2 separate regions of the Homo sapiens genome follow, and region 2 is linked to region 1. Evidence: read pairs that join two places in POLR2A ChIA-PET (ENCODE). Cell type or tissue: B cell. All regions are shown on one strand. Region 1 overlaps NFATC3 (nuclear factor of activated T cells 3). Region 2 overlaps RANBP10 (RAN binding protein 10).

Region 1 (8,000 bases):
GGCCTTGATGAGGGTCCTGAGGCTGGCCTGGGGCTCAGCCAATTCTCATCAGTGACACTGGATCTAGGAGAGTGGCAAGGAGATTGCCTGGGTGATAATGAGTGTCCAAGTCCATACTGTTGATGCCAAGTTTCTTCTCCAGGGCAGCCCCCTGGAGAGCCACCAGGAGAAGTCAGAGGGGATCCAAGGGTAAATCGGGCTGCAGCTTCATTCAACTCTGAGTCCACATCATCATAAATATGTGAAAGCGATTCACAAGAAGATGCATCAGAGAACCAACTCCTAGAAGAGATGCTGCTGGCAGGACTAGGACTAAGAGAAGACTCCCGGTAGGATGGCTCAAGAGGAAGATAGAGATGATCTCTAGAAGGCCTTTCCAAAAATTCCCGTTCTGGGTCATTTATCTGTAGGTCATCTTCATGTGCATCTAATTCTTGATGACAGTTAGGAGAGATAGATGTAATTTGAATACTTGGGCACTCAAAGGGTTTGGGACCACCTAATGGGCTATATTTAGATTCAGGAATCTCACAAGTTCCTTCATAGTTTTTGTGACTTTGGAGCTGAAACGATGGTGACAAAACAGAAGAGTGAGACGGTAATCCATGATGTGGTAAGCAAAGTGGTGTGGTTAAAGTAGATGGAGGTGGATCTACATTAAAGATGTAAATGGATGCACAATCATCTGGCTCAAGATCTACGGGGAGGAAGGCAAAAAAAAAAAAACCCAACAAAACAAGAAATTAGAAAACTCAGATGTATAAATTACTAGATGAGAAAGTAAATAATAACAATCTCGAGAGAAAAAAGTGGGATATAAAATGTATGTCATTAGCTCCACTAAAGAAGTGGCATGTGTGTGTTTTTTCAATGCATCTGGTTATTTCTGCAGATATGTGTGATTATTACATATACAATTACATATGTAATTTTTCCTTTTTATGTCCACATTTTCTAAAAAGATAATCAGGAAACATTATGCCCTGAAAAAGATTTTTTTTTTTTTTTTTTGAGACAGGGTCTCACTCTCTCACCTAGACTGGAGTGCAATGGTGTGATCATAGCTCACTAAAGCCTCAACCTCCCATCCTAGGCTCAAGTGATCCTTTCCTCAGCCTCTGGAGTAGCTGGGACACAGGTACATGCCACACTCCTGGTTACTTTTTATTGTCATTTTTGGTAGACACAGGGCCTTGCTTTGTTGCCAAGGCTGGGCTCAAGCTATCCTCCCACCTTAGCCTCCCAAAGTGCTGGGATTACAGGTGTGAGGGAGCGTCTGTGCCCAGCTCAATAAATGTGTTTATTAAAAAAAAAAAAACACATCCATAATTCTAAAAAATACTCATAGCATACAGGCTGCAGTGAGCTCAGATCACGCCACTGTACTCCAGCCTGGGTGACACAGCAAGACTCCGTCTCAAAAAAAAAAAAAAAAAAAAAAGAAAAGAAAAGAAATGAGATATTCCTAGGCTGCAAAGAACAGAAAATCCAACTCAATGTAGCTGAAAAAGGGGGAGGGGACACAGGCTGAATATCCCTTATCCAAAATGCTTGAGGCCAGAAGTGCTTGGGATTTTGGATTTTTTTTTTTTGGCCCATTTACAAATACACAATGAGATATCTTGATATGGGACCCAAGTCTAAACATGAAATACACTTATGTTTCATATATACCTTATTCACATAGCCTGAAAGGTAATTTTGGACAATATTTTTTAATAATTCGGTGAATGAAAAAAAGTCTGTGTTAAGAATTCTCCACTTGTGGCATCATGTCAGAGCTAAAAAGTATAGGATATTGGAACATTCCAGATTTTGAATATGACCTGTATATATTATCCAACATAACAACCTGCATTATCAACCTGTATATATTATCCAACATAACAAGTAGTCAAAGGTAGGAGAGTTCCAAAAGTGGGTTTTTCTTTGTTTGTTTGTTTGTTTGTTTGAGATGGAGTCTTGCTCTGTCGCCCAGGCTGGAGTGCTGTGGCGCAATCTTGCCTCCTGGATTCAAGCAATTCTCCTGCCTCCTGTCTCAGTCTCCTGAGTAGCTGGGACTACAGGCACTCGCCACCATGCCTAGCTAATTTTTTTTTTTTTTTTTTTTTCTGAGACAGAGTCTCTCTCTGGCTTGAATGCAGTGGTGCGATCTTGGCTCACTGCAACCTCTGCCTCCGAAGTTCAGGCGATTCTCAAGCCTCAGCCTCCCAAGTAGCTGGAATTACAGGTGCCTGCCATGACACTCGGCTAATTTTTGTTATTTTTAGTAGAGACAGGGTTTTGCCATGTTGTCCAGGCTGGTCTCAAACTCCTGACCCCAAGCAATCTACCCTCCTTGGCCTCCCAAAGTGCCAGGATTACAAGCATGAGCCACCACACCCGGACTTTTTTTTTTTTTTTTGAGACTAGGTCTCGCTCTGTCACCCAGGCTGGAGTGCAGTGGTGCACTCATAGCTCACTGCTGCCTCAAACTTCTGGGTCAAGTGATCCTCCCACCTCAACCTTTCAAGTAGCCGAGACCACAGGTGCATGCCACCACTCCCAGCAATTTTTTTTTTTTTTTTTTGTAGAGACAGGGTCTCGTTTTGTTGCCCAGCCTAATCTTGAACTCCTGGGCTCAGGCAATCCAACTGCCCCAGCCTCCCAAAGTGCTGGGATTACAGTTCAACAATGTTCTTCAGAAATGTTTCTTTATTTCACTTTGCCATTTTTGGGGAGCTAACTTTGTGCTGTTCATTTTTCAACCACATATACCTATTCTGTCTACACTGGAAACAACATGATTCAACTTATTCATTTAACAAAAAAATTTTTTAGCAACTACTATGTAAGCAGGCATGTTCTGAATACTAAAAACACCATGGTAAACAAAACAAAATCCCCTCCTCATGGAGCTTACATTCTAGTAAAATATGTCAGGTAGTGATATTTGCTGTAAGAGAAAATAAAACGGGAAAAAATATAGAGGAGGCAAAGATGTTAATTTAATAGGAAAGTCTGGAAAGCCTTCTCTAATACTTGAGGAAATAGCAGAAGAATATTAATGTAACTGAGCTATACAGAAATTTAGGGGCATAATGCAGGCAGAGGATAATAGTAAGTGCAAAGACCTGAGGTACAGCATTGTTGAAGTGTACTGTATGAGAAAAAACAAGGCCAGTGGGACTTGAACTGAGTAAGGAGGCAGAATAATGAGAGCTACGGGTGGTCAGGGAGAGGCTAGTCAAGTAAGGCCTTACGAGATGGGAAACCACTGGAGCATTCTAAACAGAAAAGTATCATCATTTGATATATATGAACTGATATAAATTTAGGAGGCTACTGTAATCATCCAGGTGAGAAAAGATGGAATACAGGACCTAAGTGGTAGTGAGCTGTAAAAGCAGAAGCAGCATTAAGAAGTCAGATTTTGGATTAAAGTAGTGCTGACGGAACTTGTTGACTGGATGTGAAAGAACAGTCAAGGGTGACACCAAGGTTTAAAGCCTTGAACTATTATTAAAAACACAGTATTGGTCGGGCGCAGTGGCTCACACCTTTAATCCCAGCACTTTGAGAGGCCGAGGCGGGTGGATCACGAGATCAGGAGATCACGACCATGCTGGCTAACACGGTGAAACCCCATCTCTACTGAAAATACAAAAAATTAGCCGGGCGTGGTGGCAGGCGCCTGTGGTCCCAGCTGCTCGGGAGGCTGAGGTGGGAGAATGGCGTGAACCCAGGAGGCAGAGCTTGCAGTGAGCCAAGATCGCGCCATTGCACTCCAGCCTGGGCAACAGAGCGAGGCTGTCTCAAAAAACAACAACAACAATACAGTATTTCTGAAATTTTCTGAATTTCTGAAAGAACAGCAATTACTGAAATAAAGAAAGTGAGACAGACTTGAGATAAGAAACCAAAACTTCTACTTTGTACATATTAAATATGAGAGTCCAGTAAGCTTTCCAAGTGGAAATGTCAAATAGATATTTGTGCATAAGAACACAAGCTAGCTATGTAAATGTGGGAATCATTAACGTATATATGAAATTTAAAGCCATAAGACCAAAAGATCACTAAGAAATTAGTACAAATAGAGAAGAAAGTAGGCAACTGAGGCACAAGGAACTCCAAAGTTTAGGATTAGGGAGAAAAAGAAGAATGAGTTAAGAGGTTAGAAGAGACATCAGTGAAATGGAACAATAACCAAAAGAATGCAGCATCCCAGAAGCCAAGTGAAGAAGGTGCTCATTCATTCACCAACTATTAATGATGTGATTAATATTTTATAGAAACTGTTATAGATGGTAGGTACATAAAAAGTAAATAACACACATATGGTCCCCCGCCCTCATTAAGCAGTCAGTCTCAGGAGAGACTGACAAAAACACAAATTAAAAATGGTAAGTGCTACTAAGTGGTAGAAGAGAGAATCAGACAAGGAACTTGTTTTACAGAGATTACAGAGATGGCCTTTTTGAGAGGGTAGCATGTAAGCTAAAACCTGAAAGATAAATAGGAACCAGCAAGCAAAGAAAGAGAGTCAGCGGGGCTGGGGAGAGAAGGTGATAGTTGCAACACAGGAGAATAGGCATAAACAGTCTGAGTCAAATAACGCCTTGGTTTCTTTAAGAAACGCCCAAGATGGCTAGAGTTAACAACTGAAAGGGTAGAGCTAGAAGAAGCCAAGACATAGAAGAACTGTAGTAAGGGCTTTGGATTTTATTCAAAGAATAATGGAAACCATGTAAGAGTTTTAAAAAGGGGAATGACATGATTTCTATTATATATGAGAACAACTTCAACTGCTGTATCTCCAGTACCTACCAAGTAAGTCCCTGACATTTATTAGGTCTATAATAAATCATTTGTTCAAGTTGTTGGGGCCGGACATGGTGGCTCACACCTGTAATCCCAGAACTTTGGGAGGCCGAGGCAGGCAAATGGCTTGAGTTCAGGAGTTCGAGACCAGCCTGGACGATGTGGCAAAAACCCATTTCTACAAAAATAAAAATACAAAAAGTAGCCAGGCATGGTGGCACATGCCTGTACTGTAGTCCCAGCTACCTGAGAGGCTGAGGCAGGAGGGTCGTTTGAGCCTGAGATTCGGAGGTTGCTGTAAGCCAAGATAGCGCCATTGCACTCCATCCTCGGTGACAGAGCAAGACCCTGTCTAAATAAATAAATAAGGTTGTTGGAATTGCTTCCCTTAGAGAATCTATGTTACTCCTGAGTAAGGAGGCAGAATAATGAGAGCTAGGGGTGCTCAGGGAGAGGCTAGTCAAGTAAGGCCTTGCGAGATGGGAAACCAATGGAGCATTCTAAACAGAAAAGTATCACCATTTGATATATATGATCTGATATAAATTTAGGAGCAAAATCCTCAATTAGGAATTTTTGAACCATGTTTCTTGGCAATGCTATCAGCCTGTTGAATTATGATGGTAGCTAAAACTTTCTAAAACTTAGCTCACAATGTCACCTATCTAAATGGTACTCAAGTGGACAGAAGTAAAACAAGCCTCTGAACACTCAAAATATACAGCATAAAAGCTCATGTGTTTAACTCACAGAAATTTTCCTTGGCCCCTTGTTCAGATCCTCTCTACTCAATTTTAGATCCCATAATATTATATGCTTATCTAGTCCACAGATTAGAAGCAGGAAATCTAAAATGAGAGAAGATGGCTGCAAAGAAAAGGAGAGACAGGAAAAACAAGCAAACAGTTCAAAGGGTATATATAGCACCTTGAAGTCATCCAGAACAACTTGTTCTTTACTAATTTCATCTAATCGTACTGCTTATTTTCAAACTGCCTTTTTCCTTTACTTAAGAATGTACTTGATTAAATAGGAAAAATTAATTAAATCCCAACCCTTTGAGAAAAAAAAAAAAGGACAGAAAGTCACCCATAGAAGATTTTACAGTTTATTCAAATGAAATTATTGTACCAGCCCATTTCAGTTGTTGACTAATGCTGAAAACCACACCCTTCTCCCAAATAAACTGTAGATGAAGCAAACATCTTCTACGTCAGAATGATGTCTTAAAGTGCTGCAGAGACCTGCACACAAAATTTGTGGGAATGCTGCTTTATCTTTTTCCCAAGTGTCCAACCTCTGGAAATGATATAAGCAGCTACTACAATCTAACTATGACGAACAGTCCTAAGTCCAGATTTCCAAGTCTAGAATTCTCAAATTCAAGGTGCTTCAGAAATTTCACCATCTCAAGAATTACTTGTTCCATGTTCCTTCAACCACCAGAGGGACTCATGCAAGCATACAGTAATCTGGACAACCCAAGTTGTCTTATGAATGTTTTTATGTATAGTATGAAGCAGAGGTTGGCAAAATACAGTCCATGTGCCAAGTCTGGCCCACCAACAAGTGGTAGGCCACATTTAAAATCATTAGTTTGTAGGCTATAGAAAGCCTACAGATAATAGTTTGTCTTTCTATAGCCTACAAACTAATGGTTTTAAATGGTTTCAAAAAATTGTTTTTAACTGTGTCATGACAAAAAAAAGTTATGATTCAAATTCTGGTATCCATAAATAACGTTTTACTGAAACACAACCATGCTCATTCATTTATATACTATCTATGGTTATTTTCACACAAGGGTAGAACTGAGTAACTGTCAAAGGGACCACATGTACTACCCCTATTCCTTCACATTGCTGCTTGATGGACACAAATTGCAGTGACAAAGTTCTAATGAGTGCAATGCATACGTATATACTGTGACTTTAAAAAAATTTTTACTAGTGCATAACACAAAAAGAAAAGTAGACTTTGAATGTTGCCCTTTTAAAGCACAGTGGAGTGTGGTTATACTGTTATCAAATTAGATGTGCAATAACATTATGGCCATATATATGCATTACCACAGTAATGCATTCATCATAATACTCCCAACTCACAGGAAAAGAAAAAAAATTTAAAACAAACAACAACAACAAAAAAAAACAATCGGCCAGGTATGGTGGCTCACGCCTGTAATTCCAGCACTTTGGGAGGCCAAAGGGGGCAGATCACTTGAGATCAGGAGTCCAAGACCAGCCTGGCCAACATGGTGAAACCCTGTCTCTACTAAAAATACAAAAATTAGCTGGGCATGGTGCCGCGTGCCTGTAATCCCAGCTACTTGGGAGGCTGGGGCAGGGGAATCAGTTGAACCCGGGAGGCGGAGGTCGCAGTAAGCCGAGATTGCGCTACTACTGCACTCTAGCCTGTGTGACAAGAGCAAGACTCCGTCTCTCAAAAAAAACAAAAACAAAAAACAAAGAAAATAAAATGGCTCATTTGCTAGCAAAGTAAAGAAAGTCATTTACTGGGGCCGGGTGCAGCGGCTCATGCCTATAATCCCAGCAATTTGGGAAGCTGAGGCAGGTGGATCACAAGGTCAGGAGTTCGAGACCAGCCTGGACAACATGGCAAAACCTCATCTCTACTAAAATACAAAATTTAGCCAGGCATAGTGGCAGGCGCTTGTAATCCCAGCTACTTGGGAGGCTGAGGCAAGGCGAATCACTTGAAGCCGGGAGGCGGAGGTTGCAGTGAGCTGAGATTGCACCACTGCATTCCAGCCTCGGTGACAGAGTGAGACTTGGTCTCAAAAAAAAAAAAAGAAAGTCATTTACTGATGGTGAGTTATTTAAATTGTGTTTCACCGGAGAAACCACGGAAATATGTTCAGAGAAAAACTTACAAGACTATTAGCCTTTCAGCAAGAACAACTGGTAGAAAAACTGAGGACATTGGTAGCAACATTAATAGGTTAATTACAAAATAAAACAAACGATTTCCTTAAAAAGTGGTTTTCCGGCCAGGTGCGGTGGCTGACGCCTGTAATCTCAGCACTTTGGGAGGCAGAGGCAGGCGGATCACGAGATCAGGAGTTCGAGACTATCCTGGCCAACATGGTGAAACCCCGTCTCTACTAAACATACAAAAATTATCTGGGCGTGGTGGCACTTGCCTGTAATCCCAGCTACTTGGGAGGCTGAGGTAGG
Region 2 (8,000 bases), 340 kb after region 1:
TGCTCGGGTGGCAGCATGGACCCCCTGCCAGTTGCAGTGGATAGTGGGAGCTTCTGGGTGGATTTGTGAGTGTGGACACCTGTGGGCCTTTGCTGCCTGCTTCCAGGTGCGGTTGCTTCTTCTCTATCTTGTGTTCTGGTGGATCTCGACTCCACTTGTCCCAAGCAGTGCCTATTTGCTGCCCTCTTCTCTCTTGAGCTAGATAGGGCAGAATAGCTGTTCTCGTATCTCCACCTTGCATTGTGGTTTTGGCAGGCAACGGTAGGAACTGAGAAGTTACAGGCCTACTCATGGCCTCACTGCCACGAAGAGCTTGTCTGTTGCCTCTCTGTGCTTCCTGTCTCACCTCTCTGGCATGATATTTCTTCTCCACTTTGCTGCCATATAGAAGAAAGGAGTAAATCAGATGGCTTTACCTTACTTTCACCTGTGTCATAGCGTAAATAATTCCCTCTCCCCAGCTCCTGAAATATATCCTGCAGTTAGAAAAGAAGGCCCTGGTAGAGAAGTGTTGGGAGCTAAGCTGCTCTATCTATTCTAGTCACCTGCTCCGGGAGTAAAAGCCCTTGTTGCCGCCCTCCCTCCCAGGCTGACCCAGGCAGGTTGTATCTGTGAGTGTTTCTAGCATAGCCTGGCCCATTACCAACAAGGAAGCAAATATTCACCTCCTTTCTCCTTGGTAATCTCAAGTAAACAGGTGTTTGTTTTAGATGTCCTGAGATCCAGGCCTTCCAGAATGGCCTCATTTCCTTACCAGATCCTGATGCTGGAAGATCCTCCAGTGTATGAATGAATGGACAAAGTGGGGTTGTCCCATCATCCACCTTCAGCCTCCGGCACTGCGCTCAGGTGCTCGTTTGTCTGATCCTGTTGAATGGCTGCTTTGGGGGCTCTCCAGCCTCAAGGTAATAGCTGATAAAGCAGGCTCTGAGAGCACATGGGACATGCCAGTGGGCATGTGTTGAACTCAGTGGCAGAGGTGAGATTGGAGTCTAGGATTGTAAACTGTGTTTGCTCCTTGGAGCTGTGTTCTGAGATGTGTGTGCGTGGCATCAATGCCAGGGCTAGAGAGCACAGCTGGAGAATGGCTGCTGCTAACTCTGACTGAGCACTTTGGCTCCAGTATTTCCAAGTGGGTCTCAGAGAATTGACCTTTCCTTGGTGCCTGGTTGTGCTGGGCAGTGTCTTGGGCTTCTCTAGCTCCTCCCCCACCCAATAAATTAACTGTGTTCTAAAGAGCACTTGCCTGTCTCCACATCATCCCACTGCTCCTGTCCCACCCTTGTCATCTTCCATGGGAATGACTCTGGAAGTGTCCAGTTTTGGTTCTTCAATCCATTTTTCAAATATCAGCTGTTTGATCAGCTGTACCCTTTCTTTTTTTTAGAGACAGAGGTGGTCTTGTTATGTTGTCTAGGCTGGTCTTGCACTCCTGGCTTCCAATGATCTTCCCGCCTTGGCCTCCCAAGTAGCTGGGATTATAGGCTGAAGCCACCATCCCCAGCTTAGCCCCTTCTGTGGCTTCCCATTTACCTCTCATGAAGTTCAGACTCCTTAAGCTAGCATGCAGGCTGTGCATGCACAGCCCATTTCCAGATCCAGCTGTCTGTCTTTCTAGGTCTGCCCAGACTGTAACCCAGTCATACTAAACTTCTCTTAGTTCCCCAACCACGTGGCTGCTTTCTTGCCTCTATGCCTTTTCACATTCTGCTGTGTTTTTTTGTTTGTTTGTTTGTTTTTTGAGACGGAGTCTAGCTTTGTTGCCAGGCTGGAGTGCAATGGCGCAATCTCGGCTCACTGCATTCTCCGCCTCCCGGGTTCAAGTGATTGTCCTGCCTCAGCCTCACGAGTAGCTGGGACTACAGGCACCCGCCACCACGCCCGGCTAATTTTTTTATTTTTAGTAGAGATGGGGTTTCACTATGTTGGCCAGGATAGTCTGGATCTCTTGACCTCGTGATCCACCTGCCTTGGCCTCCCAAAGTGCTGGGATTACTGGCGTGAGCCACCGTGCCTGGCCCACATTCTGCTGTTTTTGAGTGGACCATGATCCTCTTTCTCCTGTCATTTACTTTACCAGGCCTTGGCTCAGCCTTCACTTCCTGAGGGAATTCCCCATTTTGAGTCAGCACACCTTGACTCTCTGGCTTGCCCTGACTTGACATTAGAACTGTTGGAGGGCAAGGATTGAGCCCAGGCCCCCACCCTTATGTCCCCAGCATCATACTGGGTACAGGGCATTTTTGTTGATGACATGAATGACTGGAAGAACCTCTATGAAAAGAAATTTATCACACCTGTTTTTACTGAATTACTCAACGTTAGCAAGGACCCAAGAGCTCCTAATAACTCAGCCATATTCAGGTGCCTGCAGAGATCAATAGAGGAAGGGTAGTGTCAGTGGCCTCCTATGGGGATTCTTCCTGTTCCATAGATGCAAAGATACTGCAGTATGTGTACAGGAGAATGAGTTTGAGGTTTTTGTTATGCCCTTTCCTTATTTATTTTTGTCTCATTCTTGGCAGCTCAAAGGGTACAAAGTGGTATCTCGCTGTGTTTTTTTTTTTTTTTCTTTGAGACAAGGTCTGGCTCTGTCACCCAGGCTGGAGTGCAGTAGTGCCATCTCGGCTCACTGCAACCTCCACCCACCCCAGGCTCAAGCCATCCTCCCACCTCAGCCTCCTGAGTAGCTGGGACTACAGGTGTGCACTACCATGTCTGGTTAATTTTTGTATTTTTGGTGGAAACAGGGTTTCACCATTTTGCCCAGGCTGATCTCGAACTCCTGGTCTCAAACAATCAGCCCTCCTTGGCCTCCCAAAGTGCTGGGATTACAGGCATGAGCCACTGCGCCCAGACTATTTTTATTTTATTTTTATTTTGAGACAGTGTCTCACTTTGTCACCCAGGCTCTGGAGTGCAATGGCGGGAGGCACTGCAGCCTCAACTTCCTGGGCCTCAAGCTGTGCTCCCATCTCAGCCTCTCAAGTAGCTGAGACTACAGAAAAGCACCACCACGCCCAGCTGATTTTTATATTTTTTGTAGAGATGGGGTTTTGCCATGTTGCTCAGGCTGGTCTTGAACTCCTGAGCTCAAGCAGTCCATCTGCCTCGGCCTCCCAAAGTGCTAGGATTATAGGCATGAGCCACTGTGCCTGCCCTCACTGTAGTTTTGATTTGCATTTCCGTAACGATAGTGATGGTGAGCATCTTTTCAGGTGCTTGCTGGCCACATGTACACCTTCTTTAGGGAAACATCTCAAGGCCTTTGCCACTCTCATTTTTTAGAGATGGGGTTTTGCTGTGTCGCCCAGGCTAGTCCCAAACTCCTGGGCTCAAGCGATCCTCCTGCCTCAGCCTCCCACATTGCTGGAACTACAGGTGCACATCACCATTCCTAGCTAAAAGTTTTAAAGTTTGATGAAGTTTACTTTATCTATGTTTTCTCTTGTTGCCTGTGCTTTTGTCCAAGAAATTATTGCCAAATCCAATGTCATGAAGCTTGCTATGTCTTTTCCTGAGAGTTGAAGTTTTAGCTCTTATGATTAGGTCTTTGATCCATTTTGAGTTGATTTTTATATATGGTGTAATATAAGCAAAAAACTTCTTTTTTTTTTTATTTTAGACAGAGTTTCGCTCTTGGTGCCTGGGCTGGAGTGCAGTGGCGCGATCTTGGCTTACTGCAACCTCCGCCTCCTGGGTTCAAGCGATTCTCCTGCTTCAGCCTCTCAAGTAGCTGTGATTACAGGCATGCGCCACTATGCCCAGCTAGTTTTGTATTTTTAGTAGCGACGGGGTTTCTCCACATAGGTCAGGCTGGTCTTGAACTCCCGACCTCAGGTGATCCACCCACTTTGGCCTCCTGAAGTGCTGGGATTACAGGCGTGAGCCACCGCACCTGGCCAAACTTTGTTCTTTTGTTTGTGATTATCCAGATGTCCCAGCGTTATTTGTTGAAAAAACTGTCATTTCCCCATCTAATGGTCTTAGCATCCTTGTTGAAATCAGTTGACTATACATGTGAGGGTTTATTTCTGGGATCTCTATTCTATTCCTTGGACTGTAGGTCTGTCTTTATGCGAGTCTTAAACTGATTTATTATTGTAGCTTTGTAGTAAGTTTTGAAATCAGAAAGTGTAAGCCCTCCAACTTTGTTCTTTTTAAGATTGTTTTGACTGTTTCTGTCCCTTGAGATTCCATATGGATTTTTCTATTTCTGTGGAAAACATCATTGGGATTTTGATAGGGATGGCCTTGAATCTGTATATCACTTTGGGTAGTATTGACATCTTAACAATAGTGAGTCTTCTAATCAGTGAACAGAGGATGTCTTTCCATTTATTTGTGTCTGTAATTTCCTTCATCAACATTTTATAGTTTTTAGTGTCTTTAGCCTCCTTGGTTAAGTTTTTTTACTTTTTTTTTCGTTTTGTTTTGAGATGGAGTCTCGCTTTGTCGCCCAGGCTGGAGTGCAGTGGCGCGATCTCGGCTCACTGCAAGCTCAGCCTCCTGGGTTCACGCCATTCTCCTGCCTCAGCCTCCCCCGTAGCTGGGACTACAGGCCCCCGCCACCATGCCCGGCTAAATTTTTGTATTTTTAGTAGAGACGGGGTTTTACCATGTTAGTCAGGATGGTCTCAATCTCCTGACCTTGTGATCTGCCCGCCTCAGCCTCCCAAAGTGCTGGGATTATAGGCGTGAGCCACCGCGCCCAGCCTACTTTATTTACTTTTAAGTATTTTTTTTCTTTTTTTTGGGTGGGGGACGGAGTTTCGCTCTTGTACCCCAGGCTAGAGTGCAATGCTGCGGTATTGGCTCACTGCAACTTCCACCTCCCGGGTTCCTGCAATTCTCCTGCCTCAGCCTCCCGAATAGCTGGGATTACAGGCATGCACCACCACGCCCGGCTAATTTTTGTATTTTTAGTAGAGATGGGTTTTCACCATGTTGGTCAGGCTGGTCTTGAACTCCTGACCTCGTGATCCACCTGCCTCAGCCTCCTAAAGTGCTAGGATTACAGGCGTGAGCCACCGTGCCCAGCTTAAGTATTTTATTCTTTTGATGCTATTGGAAATGGAATTGTTTTCTCAATTTTTTTTTGATTGTTCATTATAAGTGTGTAGCAATACAACTGAAAAGTGAGAAATAGAGTAACTTATTAGTTCTTTTTTTTTTTCTTTTTCTTTTTCTTTTTTTTTTTGAGACAAAGTCTTGCTCTGTCACCCAGGCTGGAGTGCAGTGGCTCGATCTCAGCTTATTGCCACTTCTGCCCCCAGGTTCATGTGATTCTCCTGCCTTGGCCTCCCAAGTAGCTGGGATTACAGGTGCCCACCACCACGCCCGGCTAATTTTTGTATTTTTAACAGAGACAGGGTTTCACCATGTTGGCCAGGCTGATCTTGAACTCCTGACCTCAGGTGATCTGCCTGTCTTAGCTCCCAAAGTGCTGGGATTACAGGCATGAGCCACCACACCTGGCCAATTCTTTTTTTTTTTTTTTTTTTTTTTTTGAGATGGAGTCCGTGTCTGTTGTCCGGGCTGGAGTGCAGTGGCCTGATCTCAGCTCAAAGCAACCTCTGTCTCCCAGGTTTAAGCGATTCTCCTGCCTCACCCTCCCAAGTAGCTGGGTTTACAGCCATGTTCCACCACACCCGGCTAATTTTTTTGTATTTTATTAGAGATTGGTTTTTACCATGTTGGTCAGGCTGGTCTTGAACCTCCTGACCTCAGGTGATCCGCCGACCTCAGCCTCCCAAAGTGCTGGGATTACAGGTGTGAGCTACCACACCCAGCCCTGCATCTGGCCAATTCTAATTTTTTTTTTTTTGAGATGGAGTCTTGCTCTGTCTCTCAGGCTGGAGTGCAGTGGTGTGATCTCGGCTCACTGCAAGCTCCGCCTCCCAGGTTCATGCCATTCTCCTGCCTCAGCCTCCTGAGTAGCTGGGACTACAGGCACCCACCACCATGCCTGGCTAATTTTTTGTATTTTTAGTAGAGACGGGGTTTCACCGTGTTGGCCAGGATGGTCTTGATCTCCTGACCTTGTGATCCGCTCGCCTGGGCCTCCCAAAGAGCTGGGATTACAGGTGTGAGCCACCGCGCCCGGCAAGTTTTTTGTTTTGTGCAATCTTTAGAGTTTCCCTTTCTTTTCTTTCCAGTTTTTTTTTTTTTTTTTTTTTTTAGACGGAGTCTCACTCTGTCACCCAGTGGCACAATCTTGCTTACTGCAGTCTTGATCTCCTGGGCTCAGGTGATCTTCCCACCTCAGTCTTCTAAGCAGCTGGAATTACAGGTGCACTTCACCATGCCCACCTAATTTTTTGTAGAGACAGGATATTGCCGTGTTGCCTAGGCTGGTCTCGAACTCTTGGGCTCAAGCGATCTTCCTGCTTCAGCCTCCCAAAGTTCTGGGATTACAGGCATGAGCCACCACACCTGGCAAGGTTTTCTACGTATGGGAACATGTCATCTGTGAACAGAGATAGTTTTCCTTTCCAATTTGGATGCCTTTCATTCCTTTTTCTTGTCTGATTGCATCATCTAGAACTCCCAATACTGTCTTGAATAGAAGTGGTGAAAGCAGGCATCTTAGATGAAAGGCTTTCAGTCTTCCACCATTGAGTATGATGTTAGCTGTGGGGTTTTTTTAAATTTATTTTTCGAAGCGGAGTCTCTCTTTGTCACCCAGACTGGAATGCAGTGGCCTGATCTTGGCTCACTGCAACCTCGGCCTCTAGGGTTCAAGCGATTCTCCTGCTTCAGCTCCCTGGTAGCTGGGATTACAGGCGTGTGCCACCACACCCTGCTAATTTTTGTATTTTTAGTAGAGACGGTGTTTCACCATGTTGGCCAGGCTGGTCTCGAACTCCTGACCTCAAGTGATCCACCCGCCTCAGCCTCCCAAGATGCTGGGATTACAGGTGTGAGCCACTGTGCCCAGCCAGGTTTTTCATATATGACCTTTGTTGTGTTAAGGTAGTTTCCTTTTATTCCTACTTTCTTGAGTGTTATTGACATGTAATTTAACATGCTATACAAGTCACCATTTAAAGTGTACAATTCGTGTTTTTTAGTGTATTCACAGGGTCTGCTTTGTTTCTCTCAGATTGGTTGGATGATAGTCTTTAAGTTTATGAAGAGTTTCTGGAAGATAGAAGAGTGCATCTTTTGGTAGCTTTAAAACACCATGCTTTTGGAAAAGACTTAATGTCACCCAGTATTTGAAGAGTGGGGGCTTATTCGCCTTGAACCCTGACTCAGCTGTGACCTCATTGGAATATGCAACCTGGGCTCCTGTGGGGCTGCTCCCTGTGTCATTGACACCTAGAGGTGGAATGGTGCCCAAATGTGGGTGTCAGCTTCCTCTGGCTGCTCTCCCCTTAGACAGTCCACTCAGATTCTCAAGTCGAGGCAGGGGTTTGTACAGAGGCTCCCGAGCCATCCACTAATAAACACCATCTTACCTGTGGAGCAGAGTCTGTAGGAAGGTGTTGAGGGCTAGCTGCTGGAGAAGGGAGAGGCGTCTCCTGTGGGGAGGCCTAAGCAAGTTGTGTTTTGAGCACAGGTGCTTTAGTGATTCCCCATTCCCATAGAATGTTGTGGAACCAGAGCCCTGTTGCAGCGACCAAGCATAACTCTTCTTGAGTGACCTTTGACCTCCCCGTTTGCACATGTGCTCCAAACATAAACCCTTACCTAGTGTCAGGAAGCCTATGTGCTGGGGATGGGATGACATGTGGTGTTGGGCATAGCCCCAGGCCCCTCTGAACAGGGCATGGTGAGTGGCTGTTGTCTAAATCAGGGAAAGCCCTGACTGTTGCACTTGTGCCTGTTGGACTGCTGACTGCAGGGCAGCTGGGGTCGTTTGCTGCTTGGTCAGCTGAGGTACTGAAGGAATGGAGACTGACTTTTGGCAGCCTCTGCCATGTAAAGTCAGGAAGCTGATTATTTGGGCTGCAGTTTTTCTGGAAAAATGTGCAAGTTTTAATCTAATGGGAATT

Evidence for each region. ChIA-PET counts read pairs that join two places held together with the same protein. Peaks named below come from ENCODE experiments on the same cell type or tissue, not always from the same donor. Only the 100,000 strongest peaks of a DNase experiment are listed, where the experiment ranks them.
Region 2: POLR2A ChIA-PET joins it to region 1 with 5 read pairs; 1 of 35 experiments calls an interaction of 5 or more read pairs at or near these places.

The regions. Positions count from the first base shown.
Region 1 is chr16:68,114,684-68,122,683 of GRCh38, reverse strand. NFATC3 (nuclear factor of activated T cells 3) reads right to left here. Exons shown (of 10, transcript NM_173165.3): 2 at 1-697. Among named protein-coding and RNA genes, the nearest start is that of NFATC3, 33 kb to the right of the region's middle. RefSeq lists a silencer at 3,483-3,612. In B cell, CTCF peaks have their summits at 6,058 and 6,257; DNase peaks (open chromatin) are centred at 2,484, 3,453 and 6,243; H3K4me3 peaks cover 773 bases; H3K27ac peaks cover 5,965 bases.
Region 2 is chr16:67,773,972-67,781,971 of GRCh38, reverse strand. The region is part of intron 2 of RANBP10 (RAN binding protein 10); the gene reads left to right. Among named protein-coding and RNA genes, the nearest start is that of RANBP10, 29 kb to the left of the region's middle. RefSeq lists an enhancer at 363-512. In B cell, no CTCF peak of the experiment used is centred here; no DNase peak of the experiment used is centred here; H3K27ac peaks cover 2,090 bases.